2 separate regions of the Homo sapiens genome follow, and region 1 is linked to region 2. The links are chromatin contacts, found by Hi-C or POLR2A ChIA-PET in ENCODE. All regions are on one chromosome and are shown on one strand. Each heading gives the region's core, a stretch centred on a gene start or an enhancer-like site at or near the end of the contact. The rest is flanking DNA. Distances are from core to core; before and after follow the strand shown.

Region 1 (5,517 bases), core at 601-3,100, 33 kb before region 2:
AAACAGAATAATTGGTCCTTATGAAGTGACAAATATTTCTTATTTTGTAGCTGCTTTTCCGTGGCCAAAACCACCAATGAAAGCTTAAGTAATAGCTGTTTCAAAAAACACCAAAAAACAAAACATAATGAATAAACTTGGAGCAGCATTACAAGGCCTGCATTTTAGTTTTTCTTATTCCTGGGAATTCTACAAATGGCACCTTTACCAGGCAGGTTCACTGAATCTAAAAATGTCTCCAGCAAGGGCAGGCCATGGCAGAGTTGTATAAATGAAGCTTGCACTGGACAAGCTCTTCTTAGATCTCCTGGGTGCAAATCACAGCTCTTTCCTCTCCTAGCAAGCAAGTGGCCTTGGATGGTTCCTCAAGCTTTCTGCAACTCAGTTTCCAGGTCTAAAAACTTCAAGTGATAATTCTTACCTCAAGATACTGTTGTCAGGGCTTAATAGGATAAATTATGTGAAAGTGTGGCATAAGCCAGGTACTGTGGCTCACACCTGTAATCCCAGCACTTTGGGAGGCCGAGGAAGGCAGATTACTTGGGGTCAAGAGTTCAAGACCAGCCTGGCCAACAGGGTGAGACCCCGTCTCTACTAAAAGTAAAAAGAAAAAAAAAATTAGTCAGGTGTGGTGGCAGGCACCTGTAGTCCCAGCTACTTGGGAGGCTGAGGCACGAGAATCACTTGAGCTCAGGAGGTAGAGGTTGCAGTAAGCCAAGATCGCCCCACTGTACTCCAGCCTGGGAGACAGAGCGAGATTCCTTCTCAAAAACACAGCAGCAGCAGCAGCAGCAGCGGAAGTGCGGCATGAGGCAGGTGCTTAAAATTCTTAATAAAGTTAATAACGCTTTATCCTCAACCAGAAACTCAAAGCTTCCATGCGTCCCACTCCACTGTGCAGAGCACGCATACAGAGCATGCAAAACGGCTCTGCAACAAAGTTACAGACCCTATTTTCTCCCTTGGTCAAAAGTAATCTCTATATGCTCTGATCCATTGATTCTTTTGGTCAGTGAATTAACCTGAAAACCAGATTCATGCTAACATACTGGCTGGTGTTCATGTTTCCCCTACTCCAAAACATTTTAGCATCATCTTTCTGGAAATGTTTGGGATCTGGTTAAAATGCAGATCCTGTAGGTCTGTGTGCGGACCCGAGATTCTTCATTTCTCTTGAGCTCAAAGGAGATGCTGACGTGCTGGTCCCCAGACCATACGCTTTGAGTAGCAGGACTTTAGTTCAGGGGATAGCAAGAATCAGAGACTCACAGAACTTAGAGCTAAAAGAGATTGTTTTTATCCCAAAGATGGAAGACTCAGCAAATTCTGCCCACATATAATTTTTTTAGTTTTGGTCCTCATCATATTTTTTGAAATTGGGTAAGTTTTACAGATTTATAGCATTAAAAAAACCCAAAAAACACAGTCTCATAGTATGGGCCTTTTTTCCTGAAGCCGAGTGGTGGCCCTATAGAGGGGCCACACATTCTCCAAGACCCTCCCCAACACAAAGACTGAACGGCACGGCCATGTTCCAGGATGCAGGAACTACTGTCAACCGTTCTCAGTCTAGAAAACGCTTCTCCATTCGCACTCACAATGGAACTCACAGGGCTTTGTGCACGTTTCAAGAAACGTCAGAATAGAATGCCCGCTTGGCCCACTTCACTGGTTTACATGACCTTCCTGGCAACCCCACTCGCTCTGCAGACAAGAAAGTGGGAGGCGCAGCCGTGAACGACTTGGCTCAGGCCACAGGGCTGGGCAGCAGAGAGGAGGGGAGGTGCTGGGTCCCCTACGGGACAATGAGAACTACTGACAGCTCAGCAGGCACCCTGAGCGGCTGCCTCCATACAGGTGGGGCCTCAGCACCTTTCAAACCACTGGCGCTGGCAACCTCTCCTTGCCATCCCGGCTCAACATGACTAACTACTTTCACTTTTAAAAACCTCCTTTCTGGTGCAGTTCCATGTCTGGTTATTAATACCATAAACAAGGAATACCAAGAAGCCTATCCGTCATCCACTTACGTCATCCACTTATCTGACCTCCTGGTCAGAGCCAACCAGGAGGCTGAGCCAAAGCTGGCATCTCCCCCAAAGGAAAGGAGCCCAGGCCTCCCGGGCCTGCTGCACACTCTCTGGAAAGCCATTACGCACAGCCTTTGCAGTCTGGGAGGCTGCCAAGAGCTTGGGACCTGGCCAAGTCAGGGGTAATGCATCAGACCGCCTGGGAGTCGCCCCTTGAAGTTCAAATTGTAGACAGTCTCTGTCAGAGAACTGTGTGGGCCAGACACAGGGTTCAGGTGTCTGCAAGACGCAGAGCTTGGGTCATCAAGAGATCTGCACCTCTTGGAGAACTCATGGGGATCAAGGTGAACATAGGCAACATGCACCTGCAACAATTCTAGCTGATATGGGGCCTCTGGTCAACAGTATCTAAAGTATTCATGTGGCCAGGTGCAGTGGCTCACACCTGTAATCCCAGCATTTTGGGAGGCTGAGGCAGGAGGATCACTCCTCCCTGGATGGACCTGAGCAACATAGTAAGACCCCATCTTTACAAATAAATTTTTAAAAAATTAGCCCAGCGTGGTGGCATGTATCTGTGGTCACAGCTGCTCGGGAAGCTGAGATGGGAGGATCGCTTGAGCCTGGGCGGTCAAGGCTGCAGTGGGCCACCATCATGGCACTTGACTCCTGCCTGTCTCCAATAATAGCAACAACAATAATGATAAAAGTACTCATGTGAGACTAAAACGAGCGGAGCTCATCCTCTCAAGACCCAGGTTTTAAGTATACCCTCCTCTTCCATCCTTCTTTGACAAAACACAGGCTGCCACTCAATTTTCTTAGAGGGCTTTGCAAAGGAGACACCAGCTACTGCTGCATGAAAGGAGGAGGCTGCAAAGCCCGCTCCACCAGGCCTCGGGCTCCCACACAGTGAGAGGGAGCCCTCCAGGGAACACAGTCCCGACTATCACAGGCTCCTCCATAAAATGGGAGGCTTCGCCTGGGGCAAACACAGACTCTCCCTAGAAAAGCCACTGGCCTCTGCGGAAGTGCTATCAATAAGGAACAGAAAACAAAACCACAATTGCCTCCTTCCCCTGCCCCATCTTCTAAAACCCCAGCCAAGGTATTCACCACCACCTACCATGAAAGCCTTGAGGAAGCGGAGGGAAGGGAGAGAAAGAAGGACTTTCCTTATTTTAAGAGAATAAAGACAAGAAGAGAAATTTAGAACTCAGTTTCTCCACAGTCCCCATCACCCTGTAATAATATGGGCATTGTTGGTGACTACTTGAGACAAATGTTGGTCAGGGAAAGAGGCAGCCCAGGGCCACTAAGTCTGCAGACAGTGGAAGGACAGGAGCTCTTGAGATGTATGTGACTCTGTTCTTGAGAAATCACAGAAACCAAAGCTATCCCACAACATGTAAACTTAATTCACACTGCAAAATTCTAAGTTTTATATATATATATATATATATATATATATATATATATATATTTTTTTTTTTTTTTTTTTTTTTTTTTTTTGAGGCGGAGTCTCGCCATCGCCCAGGCTGGAGTGCAGTGGCATGATCTTGGCTCACTGCAAGCTCCGCCTCCTGGGTTCACGCCATTCTCCTGCCTCAGCCTCCCGCGTAGCTGGGACTACAGGCGCCTGCCAGCTCGCCCGGCTAATTTTTTGTATTTTTACTAGAGACGGGGTTTCACCGTGTTAGCCAGGATGGTCTCGATCTCCTGACCTCGTGATCCGCCCGCCTCGGCCTCCCAAAGTGTTGGGATTACAGGCGTGAGCCACCGCGCCCGGCCAATATATATATATAGTCTCTGCATATATAAGTGCCCTGTTCTACAGATCAAGAACAAAAATGCTATTAGAAAGAGTTCTGTATAATTGCTTAGAATAATAAGTACATTTTAAAATACACAACAAAGGTAAAAGCTCATTAATAATCTTCAGTCCTCCTGAGACTCTGAGCTTTCCAGGAGTCAATCAAATATTGCAGTTGCTTAAAGAGAACCTCTGTAAACCTAAGGACTGTCCTCCTTCTCTAAAAGGGAGCAAATACAAAGAGACTTTCTTATTCAGTTATGACTGCAGGGAGGCTAGGGTTGAAGAAAATAATAAAACCCCCTGCACAACCAAAGAAAAATGGCATGCAAAAGGGTCACTTTTACCAAGGGATGAAGCCTTTCTCCCAGTGTCACTGATAAGAAAATATCCCAAATGGGGCTACAGCTCCAAAAGTGGGTTGGACACATCCGTGACATTTTTTTTTCTCCAAGTCTCTGCAATCTGTTTCTTGCCATCTGCTAAGATATTGGTACAACCACATCTGAGTCAGAATGCCCATCTCTTAGGAAAGCAGAATGATTGTCCGCTCGCCACTTACTTATGGGAGCCACAGGCCACACTGTCTCAGATATCCAGCCCATGTAGGGAAAAGGATGAGGTCTCATGAAACAGAAGGCAAGTACCCGGACCTCAGCTGAGCAGACCACAAGTCTGGAGGAAGCTCATCCACGCTCTCCAATTGGAGGTGTCGTTTCAGAGTCATGACAGAGCACTGGAGTTACAATCCTGGGGAAACCACCATTTCCATGGTGTGCAGCCCTGGCAGCTTTGTGTTTGTACAACTACAGCCCTGCCTTACTGTGGAGCTTCCCTGGGCAATTTTCAGGAGAAGCACACACATAATGGTGATGAAACTAATTATATGCCTGATTTAAGTAGCTTTCTTCCAAAGAACTCAAAGCATGTTCATGTGCATTGTCTCACTTCCCGGTTTCAACATACCCAAGAGACAGTAAAGGGAGGCATTACTATCCCACAATATCTATGGAAACAACCCCCAGCACAGTGCTCCAGGAGGAAGCTTGCATGCTGCGTGTGTTACTAGCACAGTCACCATTTAGTGCTTGTCAAGGCAGGCTCAGCACCTTCTGGAAACCTAGAATGCAACACCCAAAGAAATCAACCAATCCTCCCTTTTTTTTTTTTTTTTTTGAGACAGAGTTTTGCTCTTGTTGCCCAGGCTGGAGTGTGATGGTGCGATCTCAGCTCACCGCAACCTCCGCCTCCCAGATTCAAGCGATTCTCCTGCCTCAGCCTCCCGAGTAGCTGGGATTACAGGCATGTGCCAACACGCCTGGCTAATTTTGCATTTTAGTAGAGACGGCGTTTCTCCATGTTGGTCAGGCTGGTCTCGAACTCCCGACCTCAGGTGATCCGCCCACCTCGGCCTCCCAAAGTGCTGGGATTACAGGTGTAAACCACTGCGCCCAGCCCAATCCTCCCAATTTTTATATGTGCCCAACACAAAAATGCTTATAGACAGATCTGAACATACCAACAGGACATAACATGCAGGGAAAAGACTTAGACTGTCTTTGTATTAAAAATAAAGAGCCAGCTTCCAAAAAGTAAGTAACACTTTAAAAATCTGAGAAGTAACATTCACAGCTTATAGACAAGTTTCAGAACGTGACTTTCTGAAACGTTCTG
Region 2 (5,567 bases), core at 260-2,759:
GGTCACCTGATTGGGAATCTAAGGAACTGTGCTACAGGCAGCCTTGGGGAGACTATTATGTTTTCTATGTTTTAGTTTCATCATGAATGAAATGGAACCAACATCTGCTTCATGAGATTCTTATGAGGATGTAATGATGTCATTTGTAATCTGTAAAGCACTGTGCACATGTGAAATAACATTTTAGCCTTGGGGTCAGAGTCCATGTTTTAGTCAACTTTGTATGTCTAACAAATTACTCAAGACATAGTAGGCGAGGTGCTCAATACACTTTTGTAAAATGAATGAACATGCTAACTCCTTGGTGAGATGAAGCTGAATCATTTAAACCAATCTACACGCATTTTCATTAATAATCTTACAGTCCTACCTACAGTCTCTCCCAGAGGTAAATAATGAAAGAACTTTTTAATAACTGCAATTAAATGACCCACCTTGAGTTTTAACACAATCAATGGCTTATTTTATTACTAACATGACTTTTTTGATATCCCTGAGGTAAAAATTCTCTGTACTCAGGGCTATTTTTTCACAATTCACACAATTTGACAACCAAATTGTCAAAAGTAAGAGAAAAAGAGGTGACTCCATTTAGTAAAGCAAAACAATACCCTGCTTTTATTTTTAAAATATTTTTAATATAAAAGGATTGTTTGAGTGAGTAAAACTGATAATTTTATAGTAAAATAAATCAATGCTCACCATGGTTTCACTCAGCTACAAATGTCAGGCAACCTAAAGAGAGAAATGAGTTCTCAGGTTTTTTTTCTAGGAAAACAATTGTTGCTTTCCTGAAGACATTTTTCAGTACCAAAATATTCAACCGGAACATGGGAACTCTCCAAGACAGTGTTAAGGGTTGGAGGAAGAAAATGACTGCCATCCTCATATCTACTTGCAATGGGGTGTCCCTTTTTCAGAGATTTATATTCCAGAATACCAACAAATACAAATTCACCAAATTGAATAATAATTTTGTTTTTTTAAGAAACAATTATTAGATTGCTTTTAAAAAGATTAGAAATTCGGATTGGGTAGAAGAACACTGGGAGTAGATGCAATTAAATAAGTAACATTAAAGAAAAGTAAACATAATTTATTTTCAGAATTTTACACCTACACTACATAAACTATGATTTACGTATAAAAAATTAAGTAAGTAAAAGCAAAAGTACAGAACTGTGGGTCAACTATAATTACAATTATTATAAGATACAGTGACGTATGAAGAAAAGAACATGGATTATGGAATTAAAGATGAGTTTCTCATCCTTTTGAAATGTTCTTTCATGGTATTACCTTTATAATAACTAAAACTCAAAGAAGAAAAAGAGCCGAGAGTATCTTTTTGCTAAAATCAGAAAAAATCAAAACAATATTTCATCATATGTGAAAATTATATGGAATCCAAATTTTGGCATGCACAGAGCTTTACTGGAACACAGCCACGCTCATGCGATTTCCATAATGTCCCTGGCTGCTTTTGTGCCACGGCAGCAGAGCTGAGTAGTGGTGACAGAGACCATATGGCCCCACAGTCGAAAGCATACACTATCTAGCCCTCTGTGGAAAAAGTTTGCCAACTCCTGATCTAAAGTTCAGTGCCCAGGAAGGTACACAATGTTTCTGTCTACATTTGTGGCTGAACAAGTCTAAAAATTGAGTGGAAATATTTAGTACTTAAGCATAAAAATGATTTCATCTTCTATTTTGGTGTTTTTCACACTGAGTTCTGCGGAGTCCTACGGGTCAGGGTGACGTCTCTGTGTGAACTGTGTGGCCAAGGTTCTGAGATTCTTCTCCCTCCTCCCAAAAAGAGTCATTCTGCTTTTATCCTTGCAGATTGGGATACCACCTGCAATTTTATTTTAAAAACATTTTTCTTTTTCTTTTTCTTTTTCTTTTTTTTTTTTTTTTGAGATGGAGTCTCGCTCTGTCTCTCAGGGTGGAGTACGGTGGCGCGATCTTGGCTCGCTGCAACCTCTGCCTCCTGGGTTCAAGCAATTCTCTGCCTCAGTCTCCCGAGTAGCTGGGATTACAGGCACCTGCCACCATGCTTGGCTGATTTTTGTATTTTTTAGTAGAGATGGGGTTTCGCCATCTTGGCTAGGCTGGTCTTGAACTCCTGACCTTGTGATCCACCCGCCTTGGCCTCCCAAAGTGCTGGGATCACAGGCGTGAGCCACCACACCCGGCCTGAATAACATTTTTATTTCAAAAAAAAAAAAAAAGAATTTAAAACTCACTGTGACCTATTTTATCTATGAGAGATGACTGCAGTGTCAAGCAAGTTTCAAAGGCCATATATGAAAAGGAACCATTATGAACCTAAAACCACACAAAACCGGACTGAAAACCAATCAGCCCTATTTGCTGAGCACTATGTCGTGAAATGAAACATAGGCAGCCAACATGGTGTATGAGGACTTCAGTTTTCTCACAGAGCACTTTCCTCCACCACAGCTTAACCCCATGTGCACACGGCCCTGCTGTATACTTTATTAAATATATAAAATTACAGAGCAATTTGATTCACATTCCTGTATTATTGCCACACATCCATTTTCCTGGGGTTAGCGAAATCAAAAACTAAAGAAACTACAAACAGGGTGGCAGAGTACCTATAATTTATTTTTATAACTAATGAGCCATTAACAGGTACTTGAGGAGGTAATTAAAGGGAAATTGATAGGAGCTGACTGTGAGGCTTGAAGTTTTCATGTTTGCTTTTTTAGTAAAGCAATAGTCTTCTATACTCCATTCAAAGCATCTGAAAAATGAGTTTAGCCACGTCGTATGGAACTAGTAAACTGATATAGACTAGGTTCCATCTAAAAAAGCAGATCTAAGACATTCCTACAAAGACTGAGTTTTGCTGAATGCCTGGGGCAGCCAGTAAGAAGACTGGTCTCTTCAACACTCAAATCTGGAAAGGTGGTAAGAGCTACTAGGGAAATGAGGAATTACCTGTGTGATATTTTAATGAATATATGTGGCAATGAGCATGAAAGGATCAAGTGGCTTCATTATCCATCTAACTTTTCTTACAGGGATTATATGAGGAAATTCATTACTTAAGCCACACACTGGCAAGGACACAGCCCTTGCTGAAAGTAAGGCTGGTATTAATAATTCCACAGTCAAGTTTTTTTTTCCCATATAAATGACTCTTTCAAATTGTATGACTCTATGGGAAAATTAAATTCCCACCATAAGCATTTACCTTACCCACTATTTTCCAATATCTTGATTATGCAAAGCCAACTTAGTATTTGATTTCATCATTCATCCAATAAGAAATTCCTAAAATAAGAGTTGCTCTGTATAATCATCTGGCATGTATTTTGGAATGCCTTAATAAGCTGTGTATTTTTTTCTGTCTCTATTTTCTCAACTTCTTACCTATTCTAAAAAGTTGTTTTAAATGTTCAAAAATAGTGAGCAAGGCAACTTACAAATGAACCTCATTTTAAAATAAGAAGCAGGCTGAGCACAAGAGATGGAGGAAGAAATCGCACGCTACCAAGGGTTCTGATGATTTCATAATACTACGGCGTGGCACAGTGGCTCAAGCCTGTAATCCCAGAACTTTGGGAGGCCGAGGAGGGAGCATCTTTTGAGGTCAGGAATATAAGACCAGCCTGGGTAACAGTGCAAGTTCCTGTCTCTCTAAAAATAAAAAATAGTAATAATAATTAGCCTGGTATGGTGGCATGCACCTACAGTACTAGCCTGGTGTGGTGGCATGCACCTATAGTACTAGCTACCCAGGAAGCTAAGTCTCCAGTAAGCTATGATCACACCCCATACTCAAGCCTGAGCCACACAGCTAGAACCTGTCTATAAATAAATAAATAAATAAATAAATAAATAAATAAATAAATACTACGATGAAAACTGAACCGGGCGTGGTGACACACGCCTGTAATCCCAGCACGGGAGGTCGGGGCGGGCAGATCACTTGAGCCCAAGAATTTGAGACCAGCCTGGGCAACATGGTGAAACCCTATCTCTACTAAAAATACAAAAATTAGCCGGATGTAGTGGTGTGCACCTGTAATCCCAGCTACTCAGGAGGCTGAGGTGGGAGGATTGCTTGAGCCCAGGAGGCGGAGATTGCAGCGAGCTGAGATCCCGCCACAGCACTCCAGCCTGGGCAACAGAGTGAGACCCTGTCTCAAAAAAAATAACAGAATACAATGAGTGAAACTCTCTCCCGCAGATCCACAGTGTGCAGTGTCTCTAAGAACACACTAACCACATCACTGAACTTTTTTTGTAGTCAGACAAAAAGATTAAGACCAAGTCTCAAGCCACTGAAGAGGGGCTCTGGCAAGTCTGAAATATGCATATGAGCTAAGCTTCAGAGTATGAGAATTATGAGAATTTCCATCAAATCTGTTTCTTGTGTTATAATTATCCTACAAGGATTTCTAGGAGACCGAGGGGAAAGCATGGCAATTTTATGCAGTCAAAATACAGCAAATAACCACTGCCACACACTCACCCCACACACTTACACACAAACACAAACGTGCAGAAAACCTCTGGTTGCCATTAAGTGTGTCAGGAAAGCATCACCAGTTTATCTGCAGTGATGAAGGGGCTACGTCAGATGGCTTCTGCCATTCTTCGCTTGCCCCCTGGTGGCCAACCACCTAAAGAAGGGCTCAGAAATTACCGAGAGAATTCCTCCTTCAGAGAACAGGAATTGACTGTTACATGGACAAAGAAAAGACATTTGTAACAGAACACAGAATTGTACAAATGGGTTAAGAATCATTATTTTAAATAATCCATCCACTCTCAAAAATTCAGCTTTTCAGACACATTGTCTATTTGTAACAATAAGGTATTAGAACGTTCCAATCTAAATACAAAAGACTTGATTCCAAAAGTTACATTATCAATTTTGTTTTCACAACAAAGCGGAGAAAAACTACATGCTTACATTTTTTGGCATCCCTTTTCCCCTAGTTCTTGCCCCCACAACCAACACACACACACACACGCGCACACACACACAGAGTCCATGAAAAACAAAGAAATCCTTGCACGCTGAGTGTTCACAGACCACAGGCCTTTGTGTTACTCGAAGGCAACATTTTACAAAAGGAAGAACAAACAAAACCCTTAGAGCGTTGGCCAAAACTCGCTACAGACTCAGTATCAACAATATTTGTAAATCCGAAAGTTTATCATTTCATAATTGATGTTTAAAAGTTAAATGGATTCTTTACTCATGCAATCTGCACAACATTAGGTGCCACATCACCATATGTAACTTATGGGAACCAAAACAACTCACATATATTTCAAATTCTTTCCATTATTAATTAATAGAAATTATCAGAATGTCCGAAAAAGAACATGAAATGCAAAGTCAAGAGGACACAGTTCGCGTTCTGGCCTCATTCACTCACTCTATTACTTTGCCCTGTAGACTTGCACACAGTCACAGTAACTTTCTCAACTGCAAAATTAGGGACTCGCATGGAGAAATCCCCTCAGGTTTCCTGTAGTACTAATGCTGGTTGTTCTAAAAGGAACAGCGGATGAGCCACAAC

What was found. A loop is a pair of places that touch in the nucleus more often than their neighbours do. ChIA-PET counts read pairs that join two places held with the same protein, here RNA polymerase II (POLR2A). Pooled maps may share reads with other maps.
Region 1: a map of ascending aorta shows a loop between it and region 2 (8-fold over the local background). The contact joins two enhancer-like sites. A Hi-C loop is called at or near these places in 9 of 168 maps with a recorded cell type or tissue (aorta, ascending aorta, cardiac septum and 4 more) and 12 of 50 pooled maps. POLR2A ChIA-PET finds 5 or more read pairs at or near these places in 3 of 52 experiments (H1, HCT116 and MCF 10A).

Annotation. Positions count from the first base shown.
Region 1 is chr4:183,872,949-183,878,465 of GRCh38, reverse strand. It overlaps a transcript of STOX2 not described here. Among named protein-coding and RNA genes, the nearest start is that of STOX2, 30 kb to the left of the region's middle. RefSeq lists an enhancer at 1-95. Within about 2 kb of position 1,850, at least 23 of the 41 ENCODE cell types and tissues checked have a DNase peak (open chromatin) inside an H3K27ac peak, as active enhancers do; they include ascending aorta and heart right ventricle, where a contact is called at or near this core.
Region 2 is chr4:183,839,498-183,845,064 of GRCh38, reverse strand. It overlaps a transcript of STOX2 not described here. Among named protein-coding and RNA genes, the nearest start is that of STOX2, 63 kb to the left of the region's middle. Within about 2 kb of position 1,509, at least 3 of the 41 ENCODE cell types and tissues checked have a DNase peak (open chromatin) inside an H3K27ac peak, as active enhancers do; they include ascending aorta and heart right ventricle, where a contact is called at or near this core.